2 separate regions of the Homo sapiens genome follow, and region 2 is linked to region 1. A link is a contact called in ENCODE Hi-C or POLR2A ChIA-PET data. All regions are on one chromosome and are shown on one strand. Each heading gives the region's core, a stretch centred on a gene start or an enhancer-like site at or near the end of the contact. The rest is flanking DNA. Distances are from core to core; before and after follow the strand shown.

Region 1 (5,163 bases), core at 1,702-4,201:
TCCCCAAGCAAGTGGATCACTCTTCTTTTTGGTAATGATTTTTCCACATCTATGGAGGGGAGGGTGAGAGCACTAATCAGAATGTCTTATTTGGAAAAGTTAAGTATTAAATACATACATAGTTTGGTCATGAGCAATCCAAAATAAGATTTCCTTCTGGGAGTCAAGGATGTTAATATTCAAATCTACAGCTGTAAACAACTCAAGGCACTATGACTTATAAGATTCCTGGGACGCCAGTTTTTTCAGTCATTACTTGGAAGAGAATATGGTTTTTCTTTGTCCTGAAATATTTTAAGGGAAGGGATGAATTACACAAATTCTCATTGGTCCTTAGTCTCTTTCTTTCAAGCATTCACTGCAGTGTTCATATATTCAGGAATAGGAAATGATCTATCTCCCTCAAGTGACATTTCTATCACAGAGAGAGCTTCTAGCTACTCAATGGATAAGTTTCCACCTCTTTTGGTCTCCCCTTCTCTCCACATGCCATATCCTACATCTCCTGTGCTACTATTCTAACAGAAATAAAGAAAAAATGTCTTTGACTCACAGGAACTCCTCACCAGCCAATACCATTAAAAAACTTTTTGTGCTACTGAATCTTTAGTACCAATGACCACTTAACTTTTATCTCGAACTCATATTCATACACCAGCATCCTGCAGTGAGCAAGGAACATTCATTTAAGGCTGTGCTCTGTACTGTAATGAGCTGCAAGCCTGTGGTGCTCTTTCATCCTCCAGTGAGTGAGAGTGAGCGCAGGGATCTGTATTGGTATGCATTTTGGCCCCCTTCTGAGCCGTGACTTTACATCTTGTGAAGATGTTTAAGTTTTAAGGCTTCAGATTACAGGATTGATTGCTGCATTTTCCACTTTATTTCTGGCAGTGGGAATGCTTTTTCCTTGATGATGAAGTGCCTTCTCTCCGCCCACCCCCCTTTGTGAAGGGTGAAGGTGATGACATGATTTATTGATTACCCCCAGGAATAACCACAGCAGCCTGAAATTGACTTTGACAATGACAGTGACTGACTGCGGAAGGCCTTTGCAGTTATTCCAACGTGGTTGGTGTCATCCAGCAGGGACTGGCACTGGACAGCAAAGTTTACGTAAAAGGGACTTGACTTTACCTGCCTAAGCCTCTAGAGCACTGAGGGAGATGACAAACGTCCCTGATAGGGAGCCACCACCCCACATGCAGGGCAGACGTCCCCTGAAAAAAAGTGCTGGTGACTTGAAGATAATTCATCTTTCCTTTTTTTGAGACAAGGTCTCACTCCTGTCACCTAGGCTGGAGTGCAGTGGTGCAATCTCAGCTCGTCGCAGCCTTGACATCCTCCTGCCTCAGCCTCCTGGGACTACAGATGTCTACCACCATGCCCAGCTAATTTGTGAGAATTAGCCTTTATGGTTAAATATACGCTTTCACTTGTTTTCAGACATGCAACTGAATATTATCTGCAATCAAAGCTCTTGGATGTATTTTCTCTTAGGGTAACTTTTTAACAGCAGTTTTCTAATATATGCATTTAAAAAGTTAAAAACTGTTTCACAAAGGTTCAGAGATACTGTCTCCATCCACAAACTTTTCAGACACAGCAAGACCCAAGTGTCAGGAGCAAGGCATGGGCCAACCAGACACACTTGCAAGACAGGACTCCCAGACCTCAGGGTTACTGGGTGGGTGACAGACTTTAGGCAACTTTTTCCCTCATCACTCTCTCCCCTCTTCTCCAGCATCCAGCCTCACTTACTGCCCCTCCAAATTGGCTGAATGTTAGAAGTGGTCACTAGATACCACTCCAAATACAGGAAGAGCAAAACTACCTTGAAAGGTCAAAAGATGTAAGTTCAAAGCACAGGAAGGAACGCTGGCACAGAACATTCCATTTTCTTCTCTTTCTTCTTCTCATAGCTTTCCATGGTTTACAGTAAGAACTGTGTTTAGCCAGAGTTTATTACTTATCATCATCACTGTCACAGAGTACTAATAATTACCATGAACTGTGTGCTGAGTGCCAGACACGGTTAAGTGCTTCACATGTTATCACTGCATTAAATCCTTCAGCCTGACACAAGGATTACTGTAGCAACCCCATTTTGCAGATAAGGAATCATAATCCTGAGAGATTGGGTAGTGTGCTTACCCAAACACGTTGGTGACTAAAATGTGAGTGGAGGCTTGGCTGGTTCCAGGAGTGGTATGCACCCCCTAACACACACACACACACGCACGCACGCACGCACACACACCGTACTCCTTCCCAGAAGCAGTGGTGAAGGCCCCACGCGGCTTTCTGTTTTGTTGGGGCCATTATGTACACACACCATTCCCCTGGTTATTTTCTTTGTGGTTATTTCCATAACCTGCTACTTGTAGCTTTGACATCTCCCCAGGAGAGGGCGCACAAACCACACAAATGTCTCATGGGCCCTCCCACAGGCCCAGGCCACTGACAGGGCACAGCACTTGGCTCTTCAGTATTTGAAACCGTAGAAACAAGGTGGATTTGTCAATGTCTTTACATATCTGAATTGGCCAATCAATTACTCAGAATTCTTAGGACCATACATACAAATAAAAATGCTTCTGGGAACAGGAAGAGAGCACTTCTAAAGAGCCCTGCCCTGTTTTGTGTGGTCAGTAAAACATGTAGCTGTGAACAGGACAGCTGTAGATGAGCACTGGGGCTTTTATTTCACATTTTGTCTCAAGCTAGCTCTGGAACAGATCATCCTCCTCAGACCAACAGTGATCATCTGCCAACAAGGGAAACATCTTGTGCTCTTTACAATCATATCTAACATATTCAAAGTTCCTGCTTTGCAAAGGAAAACAAACAAACAAACAAAAAAATGATATTTTTCCTGTTTCTGTCTTTTTGAATACAAATGCAGGCCTAAGAACTACAATCTCTAGTAATCCCTTCCCGGGGCTGCAACTGTTAACCTGGCCAGAAGGTGGCAGGGTAATACCATACACTGCAACCTGCTGTTTTAAATTAACTTTTCGCCAGAAAAGGAGTCTGGCTTGAAACAAAAACTGTATTTATATAGAATTCCCTGAACAATCTAAACACTGAACCTTGGTACTAATTAGCTACTATGTTAATTGCCTTGGTTTTAATCTGTTTTAGGCCAACTTTTAAAAGAAAATCCTCTTCTTTGCCTTGCTATTTCAGAACTGGAATCTACTTGGAAATATGTTCACAACATATGTTCCCAGTCAGCTACCACACACAGAGTGTCTCTGGACAACTGAGCAGGTACTAAATGATTAAGTCTACTAAATAGGGAAGGTAATTTTTATTTGATAATGAAAAATATCTAGGTATATAAATAAAAGCTCCTTCTTAAATGAAGCCAAAACGATTACTCAAAAGAAAGAGAAGGGGAATCATACCCTTTGTTTATATGGAAAAATAATGCTCCAATCATTCTCCTTAAAATCACTAACAGGGAATACATGAAAGCAAAGGGCTGCATTTACCTGCAGTTCCTTCATATAATGGCTCCCTAGCACATTCATTAAGGTCTTTATCCTCTGAAAGAGACTGGGAGGCTCCTCCTGAATCAGAATCCAGCAAAATCTGATTTTCGATGAGGCTGATATCTGCAAAATGGCTACTCAACTCACAGTCTTCAAAGTCAGCAGTGAACTGATGGAGAGAGGCATCATGAGAAGAAGACATGGGAAACGTGCCTTCCAAAACCAAGGGAGAGCCTGGAGGAGACAAGGAGGAAAGGGAGGACCTCGAGGACAGGGAGGCCACAGACTTCGGGGCCTCAGCCAGTGGAGGAGTGTGGCCTGTTGCTGCAGCTGCCACTCCACAGAGTCCACTCTGGCCAGGCTGGCTAGGGGACTTGACCACCTCGTTTTCATGGATGGTGGTGATGGGTCCAGAAGGAATGTAACCGCTTTTCTCTTGCAGAAGGAAGTCCAGTTTATACTGATAATCCACATCTATCTGATCACTTTGACTGCTGTAATAGAGTTCGGTGGAACTGAGGGAGTTGAGTGACCCTCTGCTGGAGGTGTTCAGAGAGCCCCGACTCGATGCCAGGGAACCCAGGCTGCTCCCAGATGACATGGACAGGGTGCTGGCAGAGAGGCTGAAAGACAAAAAGCACACACCATAAAATCTGTTACAAAATGGAAAACCTAATCACAATCTCTACTGGCTCCTTCAGATCTGCAGAGGGAAGAAACCTGCTAAAGAATGGAATCAATGGCCAGGGACAGAGGAACTCCCTATATTACGGCCGTGTGTCAGTTAACGACCTGGTCTAGTTCTGAGAAATGCATGGTTAGGTGATTTCATCACTGTGCAAACATCACAGAGTGTACTTACACAAACCTAGACGGTACAGCCTACTGCACACCCAAGCTATGTGGTATAGCCTATTGCTCCCAGGCTACGAACCTGCACAGCAGTTGCTGTTCTGAATACTGTAGGCAATTATAACACAATGGTAGTATTTGTGTATCTAAACATAGCTAAACTAGAAAAAGCACAGTAAAAATACAGTATTACAATCTTACGGGACCACCATCATATATGCAGTCTGCCCTTGACCAAAAAGTCATCATGTGGCACCTAACTGTATACCATGTCTATGCTTCTTCGTTAACCTTTTCAGCCTTGCTCTCCAAATACTCTTTAAGTAGCAAATCTATTCTTATTAAACATTATCCTCCTTTTGCAAAAATAAAAGGAATCAAATACCTGTTGATAAGTTTATTTGCATAGACATCTAGAAGCCACTTTGCCATTAAAAAATATTGAAAGCAAGAAAAAACAGGGCAAAAGCGTTAATGTAGTTTTTTATTAAAAAAAAAGCTTTTTATTTTTAGAGAAAAGAAGGCAAGCTTATAAAAAGAAAGAAGTCACACAAAAGACCCTTGGGTTCGCTCACGTTTCCTCTTTGTGTGTGAATGTGAGGAGTGAGTATTTTTCTCATCAATGTAAGGAAATCTATGGCTATTTTAAGGCAAAGCTCCTCCACTTTCCCTTTTTAAAAAATGGGGCAATGGGAAAAATGCGTTATTATCCTAAATGTACTGACAGCTAAAACATATCTTCTTTCTATAACATATTTCAAATGTATTCCAAATATGACACTGGGTTCATGCAAAAGAAAATGTGACTTTAAATCTG
Region 2 (5,163 bases), core at 1,922-4,421, 110 kb after region 1:
CCTAAGATTGATCTAAAATCACTCCCTAAAAGACAAAGTTCATCTAAATGTGAAAATACTAAGGTGAGATGGAGGAAAGGGGGGAAGGTGCATCATCGCATACTACAGAAAAGGAACTTAAAAATACACCTTGGGACTCTAGGAGGCAGTCCCTTGGAAAGGCAACTGTTTGGGGGAAAACAAAGTAGTTAGAAAAGGAGACCTTCTTTGAAAACTGCATGGTAAAGAGAAAAGAAGAAAAGGGGAAATTCAGAAGACAGTGAAAAAAAAAAAAATTAAGTGACACAGTTGGGCGCGGTGGCTCACGTCTGTAATTCCAGCACTTTGGGAGGCAGAGGGAGGCGGATCACAAGGTCAGGAGATCCAGACCATCCTGGCTAACACGGTGAAACCCCTTCTTTACTAAAAAATACAAAAAATTAGCTGGGTGTGGTGGCATGCACCTGTAATGCCAGCTACTTGGGAGGCTGAGGCAAGAGAATCGCTTGAACCCAGGAGGTGGAGGTTGCAGTGAGCTGAGATTGCGCCACTGCACTCCAGCCTGGGCAACAGTGCGAGACTCCGTCTCAAAATAAATATATAAAAAAAAATTGAGTGACACACAAGTCCTTTCCCCTTCCCATTTCTGTAAAGCACCCAGTAAAACAACCACTAGAGGACACTGCCAGAAACCTGGCAGACATCCCTCAACAGGAGACCAAAGTTAGTATCACGGGGAATGGAACCAAGAGACATCATCATGTGCCCCCTGACATGGTATGTTGAGAAGGACACAGCGTACTTCAGCCAAAAATGCATAACCTGAATCTAATGTTTAAATATCAGACAAACACGAATTGAGGACCCAATTAAGTGATCTGTGTTCTTCAAAAATGTCAAATTTATGAAAAATAAAGAAAACTGAGAAAATCATCCAGATTAAAGGGGAACAAAAAGACATCACAACTACATAAAACAGGTGAGCCTGAATTGGATGTGGACCAGGGGAAAGAAGGCCCTATAAAGGACAGTAGGGGACAATCTTGCCCAATTTGAATAAATATATAGATCATTATAGTGTGATCAGGTAAGTGAATGCTATTGTTTTGGGGTAAAGGGTATCATATCTGCAATTTACTCTAACACAGTTCAGAACAAAAATTAATGAGTACGAGGGAAGAGATGTATGTGTGTGTATAAAGGGCGGGAAGGAAAGAGGGCGAGAGAGAGAATGACAATGCCAACATGGTAAAATATTAACATTTGAGGAATCTGGGTAAAGGGTAAATGAGAATTCTTTGTACTCTTTTTGCATCTATACTGTAAGTATGAAATTATTTCCAAATAAGAAAAAAGAGCAAAAGATAAATTGTACTTAGCTTTCCAATGTGTACTTTCTGATCAAGTCCTTAATTCATTTACTGAGAACAGTGAGGTCACTGCAGAGTAGATGGGAGAATAAATGAAGAACAAAGGTGCCGGGCGTGGTGGCTCACACCTGTAATCCCAGCACTTTGGGAGGCCAAGGCAGGTGGATCCCCCAAGGTCAGGAGTTCGAAAACAGTCTGGCCAACATGGTGAAACCCCGTTTCTACTAAAAATACAAAAACTAGCCAGGCATGGTGGCATATGCCTGTAATCCCAGCTACTTGGGAGGCTGAGGCAGGAGAATCACTTGAACCCAGGAAGTGGAGGCTGCAGTCGAGATTGTGCCACTGCACTACAGCCTGAGCAACAGAGTGGGACTCCGTCTCAAAAAAAAAAAAAAAAAAAAGAACAAAGGGCCAGGCATGGTGGCTCACGCCTGTAATCCCAACACTTTAGGAGGCTGAGGTAGGCGGATCACCAGAGGTCAAGAGTTCGAGACCAACCTGGCCAACATGGCAAAACCCCATCTCTACTAAAAATACAAAAATTAGCCAGGTGTGGTAGCGGCACCTGTAATCCGAGCTACTCAAGAGGCTGAGGCAGGAGAATAGCTTGAACCTGGGATGTGGAGGTTGCAATGGGCCGAGATCACGCCACTGTACTCCAATCTGGGCGGCAGAGCAAGATTCCGTCTCAAAAAAGAAAAAAAAAAGGAAAGAAAGAAAAAAACAACACAACGGAATTGGCAAATCACAAGTGACATCATCACATCATCTTAAAATCTCAATTCAGAAAACTTGAAAAATATTATAAACTTGTGAAGTAATCAGGCTCTGTAAAACAGACTGAAAAATCCTGATTTAAACCACCAACCTTGACAGACAGAACCGGAAAAAGGTACTACTATTTCTTCTTAAGGGGTGTCTTGGCTCAATGACTCTGAGTAGATTCTCTGTTAGCATAAGGCACTCACGTACAGAAAAGGACTGAGTGAAAAGTCAGCATTACTGTATATGACATTTTCTTAAAGTACATCTTATGACTTTAAAGTACATGTAGTCCAACCAACTGCTAACAGGGAGAATAATGGAGTGACTCTTAACATAATCTCATTCCAATACCAGCACTCTACACAGACACCTTTTTCACCCCTATACCATTATAGTATTGTCCAAATTCGTCTCCTCCCTCCAGTCACTCTACCTTTCAACCTCTCCAGCAACACTCTTCCAGATTCTTCATTCTAAAATACCCCTTCCACGTCACACTCCTTTAGCAAAACCCTTCAAAAGATATTTATAACATAAAGAATCAGGTTCAAGTTTCTTACTCTCAATATCCAAGGCCTCCTATCATTTAGTCTTCAGCTTCTTTTCCAAACTACTTCTCTCATCTCCCTTCTGCCAAAACTGGCCACTATGTCTCCGCTGACCCCTAGCACTTTGCCTGCCGATCCTCAAAGCCAAATGTGGAGCCAGCTGACTGCAGGAAGCCTGTCCTCACCACGTCAACTAACTCTCTCTCTCTCTCTCTCTCTCTCTCTCTCTCTCCTCAGAAGATGAAGTCATTAGAACTTGCTGCAAATAAATAAGCAGTATGACAGCCCTACCAAGTTCTAACTTTTCTAATTTTTTCCTTCATGTTTGAATGTCAATTATCTAACTTGTGCCCACAATGTCCCTCCTTCCTCTCATTGTTTTTATTGCTCCTGCTTTGCAGGTACGCTAGCATGTGCTTATTCTATAATACAATGGGACAGAGCAGCTGCGAGAGCAAGGCGGTGTCAAAGGAATTTAGTGCTTAAAGAAGCATGAAAGCAAAACCAGCACTGAAGGATTGTTATCTGCGGTCTGAGAGAGGGGCCAGAGTCCAGGTTAGGCAGTAGAGCGGTTCTGAGCCCAACCCACAGGTGGGCATTGTGCTTGCAGCATACTGTCATTGGCTATACGGCATATCTACTATCCTCCTAGGCGCCACAACTGCAGATAGGGGAATGTGGGGGATGGCTGCAAGAGGGTGAAGGTTAGCAAATAATGCCACCATAGACAGAAGAGTGAGCTTCATCTTAATCCGGTTAAATTATTAAAATTTATAATGAGATAAATCCAAATTTGTGAAATGTTGCCATACCTTCAGACACAGTGGTAGAGTCTCTATGCAAGATGTAGCCATTTGGTTATAGAAATGGAGATCCTGCTGGTGAACACAGAAGTCCAACACCGGGGAAATCACAAGGTTGTGCCTGACCTTTTCCTCCTCATTCAGGACAAGGGCTTGAGGGTCATCACGAGATATTCCCTGGGGATCATGGCCTTCAGAAATGGCACATAACCCAAATACAGTTTTCACAACTTAAGGTCATCACACTAACACATGTTGAGCAGGTATCGCTGGATGCTCATAATAAGCCTTTGACTTAAGGTCCTTCTATAACCCCTACTGTACAGATAAGGAAACTGAGGCACAGAAAGATTAAGTAACTTGCCTGAAATCACACAGCCAGTGAAAGGCAGAGCCAGGATTCAAATGCAGGCAGTCTGCCTGTCTCCAGAGTCCATAATGAACTCAACTACTACAAAAACACAAATGTGCTTAAAAAGATCAAATAAGTTATGCTTTCTAAAAATTAACCCAGAAATTTAATATTTGAATTGCAGTTCCTTAAATGCAGCCTAATTTAAAAGGAACTAAATGATGAATTAGATTTGGGGTTTTTTTTTTTTTTTTTTTTTTTTTTGCTTTTTAAAGCCAGCAATTCACTGTTAAAAGAGCAAGTCCACTAATCATGACTGTTTGGGCCAGGCACAGTGGTTCATGCCTGTAATCCCAGCACTTTGGGAGGATGAGGTGGGTGACTGCTTGAGCTCAGGAGTTTAAGACAAGCCTGGGGGACATGGTGAAACCCCATCTCTATAAAAAATACAAAATTAGCTGGGCGTGATGGCACACACCTGTGGTCCCAGTTTCTCAGGAGCCTGAGGTCGGAAGATCACTTGAGCCCAGGAGATCAAGACTGCAGTGAGCCGTGATTGCGCCACTGCACTCCAACCTGGGTGACAGAAAAACCATGTCTTACCAAAAAAAAAAAAAAAAAGACTACTTCTAGGGCAATAATGTTTACTAAAAACTGACATTTCAATTATTAGTTAAAATAACACATTAGTATCGTATGAATATTTTTCTTTAATAACAATATTTTTTAAATGGCACACATTTTAAATGTTTAACTATTTTAGTTACACGTATGAATTATAGTGGCTTTTCAAACCAAAATGAAGTAAACACAAATTAAATCTTTAGAACATTTCAGCCAGATTACCAAATGTATCTGGAATGTGACACAGTCTTCACATTCCTTTACCTGAGAGGCAGTGAAGCAAAGAGGACTAAGTCTAGGCTTTGAAGCCCTACTTGAATCTCCTACTCTGTAATCTCAGATAAGGTATTTAATCTCTCTGAGCTTTGGTTCACTCAGTTATTAAATGGGTATAAATAACATCAACAGCCTAAAAGTCCCAAACATAAAAACATATAAGACCATGTGCAGTGGCTCACACCTGCAATGCCAGCACTTTAGAAGGCCAACGCAGGAGGATAGCTTGAGGCCAGGAGTTCAAGACCAGCTTAGGCAACATAAAGAAACTCTGTCTCTACAAAAACTATATATATTTTTTTAATTAGCTGGGTGTAGTGTGATGTACCTATAATCCCAGCTACTGCGGAGGCTGAGACAGGAGGATCACTTGAGCCCAGGGATTCAAGGCTGCAGTAAGCTGTGTTCACACCACTGTATTCCAGCCTAGCTGATAGAGCAAG

Evidence for each region. Hi-C counts contacts between places; a loop is a spot of excess contacts on that map. ChIA-PET counts read pairs that join two places held with the same protein, here RNA polymerase II (POLR2A).
Region 2: a loop to region 1 is called in a map of HepG2, with 2.9 times the contacts of the local background. The contact joins two enhancer-like sites. A Hi-C loop is called at or near these places in 2 of 168 maps with a recorded cell type or tissue (Caco-2 and HepG2). POLR2A ChIA-PET finds 5 or more read pairs at or near these places in 4 of 52 experiments (AG04450, H1, OCI-LY7 and 1 more).

Annotation. Positions count from the first base shown.
Region 1 is chr4:183,259,864-183,265,026 of GRCh38, reverse strand. It overlaps WWC2 (WW and C2 domain containing 2), which reads right to left. Exons shown (of 23, transcript NM_024949.6): 11 at 3,495-4,117; 12 at 1-49. Among named protein-coding and RNA genes, the nearest start is that of WWC2-AS1, 22 kb to the right of the region's middle. Within about 2 kb of position 2,951, at least 13 of the 41 ENCODE cell types and tissues checked have a DNase peak (open chromatin) inside an H3K27ac peak, as active enhancers do.
Region 2 is chr4:183,152,924-183,158,086 of GRCh38, reverse strand. All of the region lies in intron 1 of WWC2 (WW and C2 domain containing 2), which reads right to left. Among named protein-coding and RNA genes, the nearest start is that of WWC2, 56 kb to the right of the region's middle. Within about 2 kb of position 3,171, at least 3 of the 41 ENCODE cell types and tissues checked have a DNase peak (open chromatin) inside an H3K27ac peak, as active enhancers do.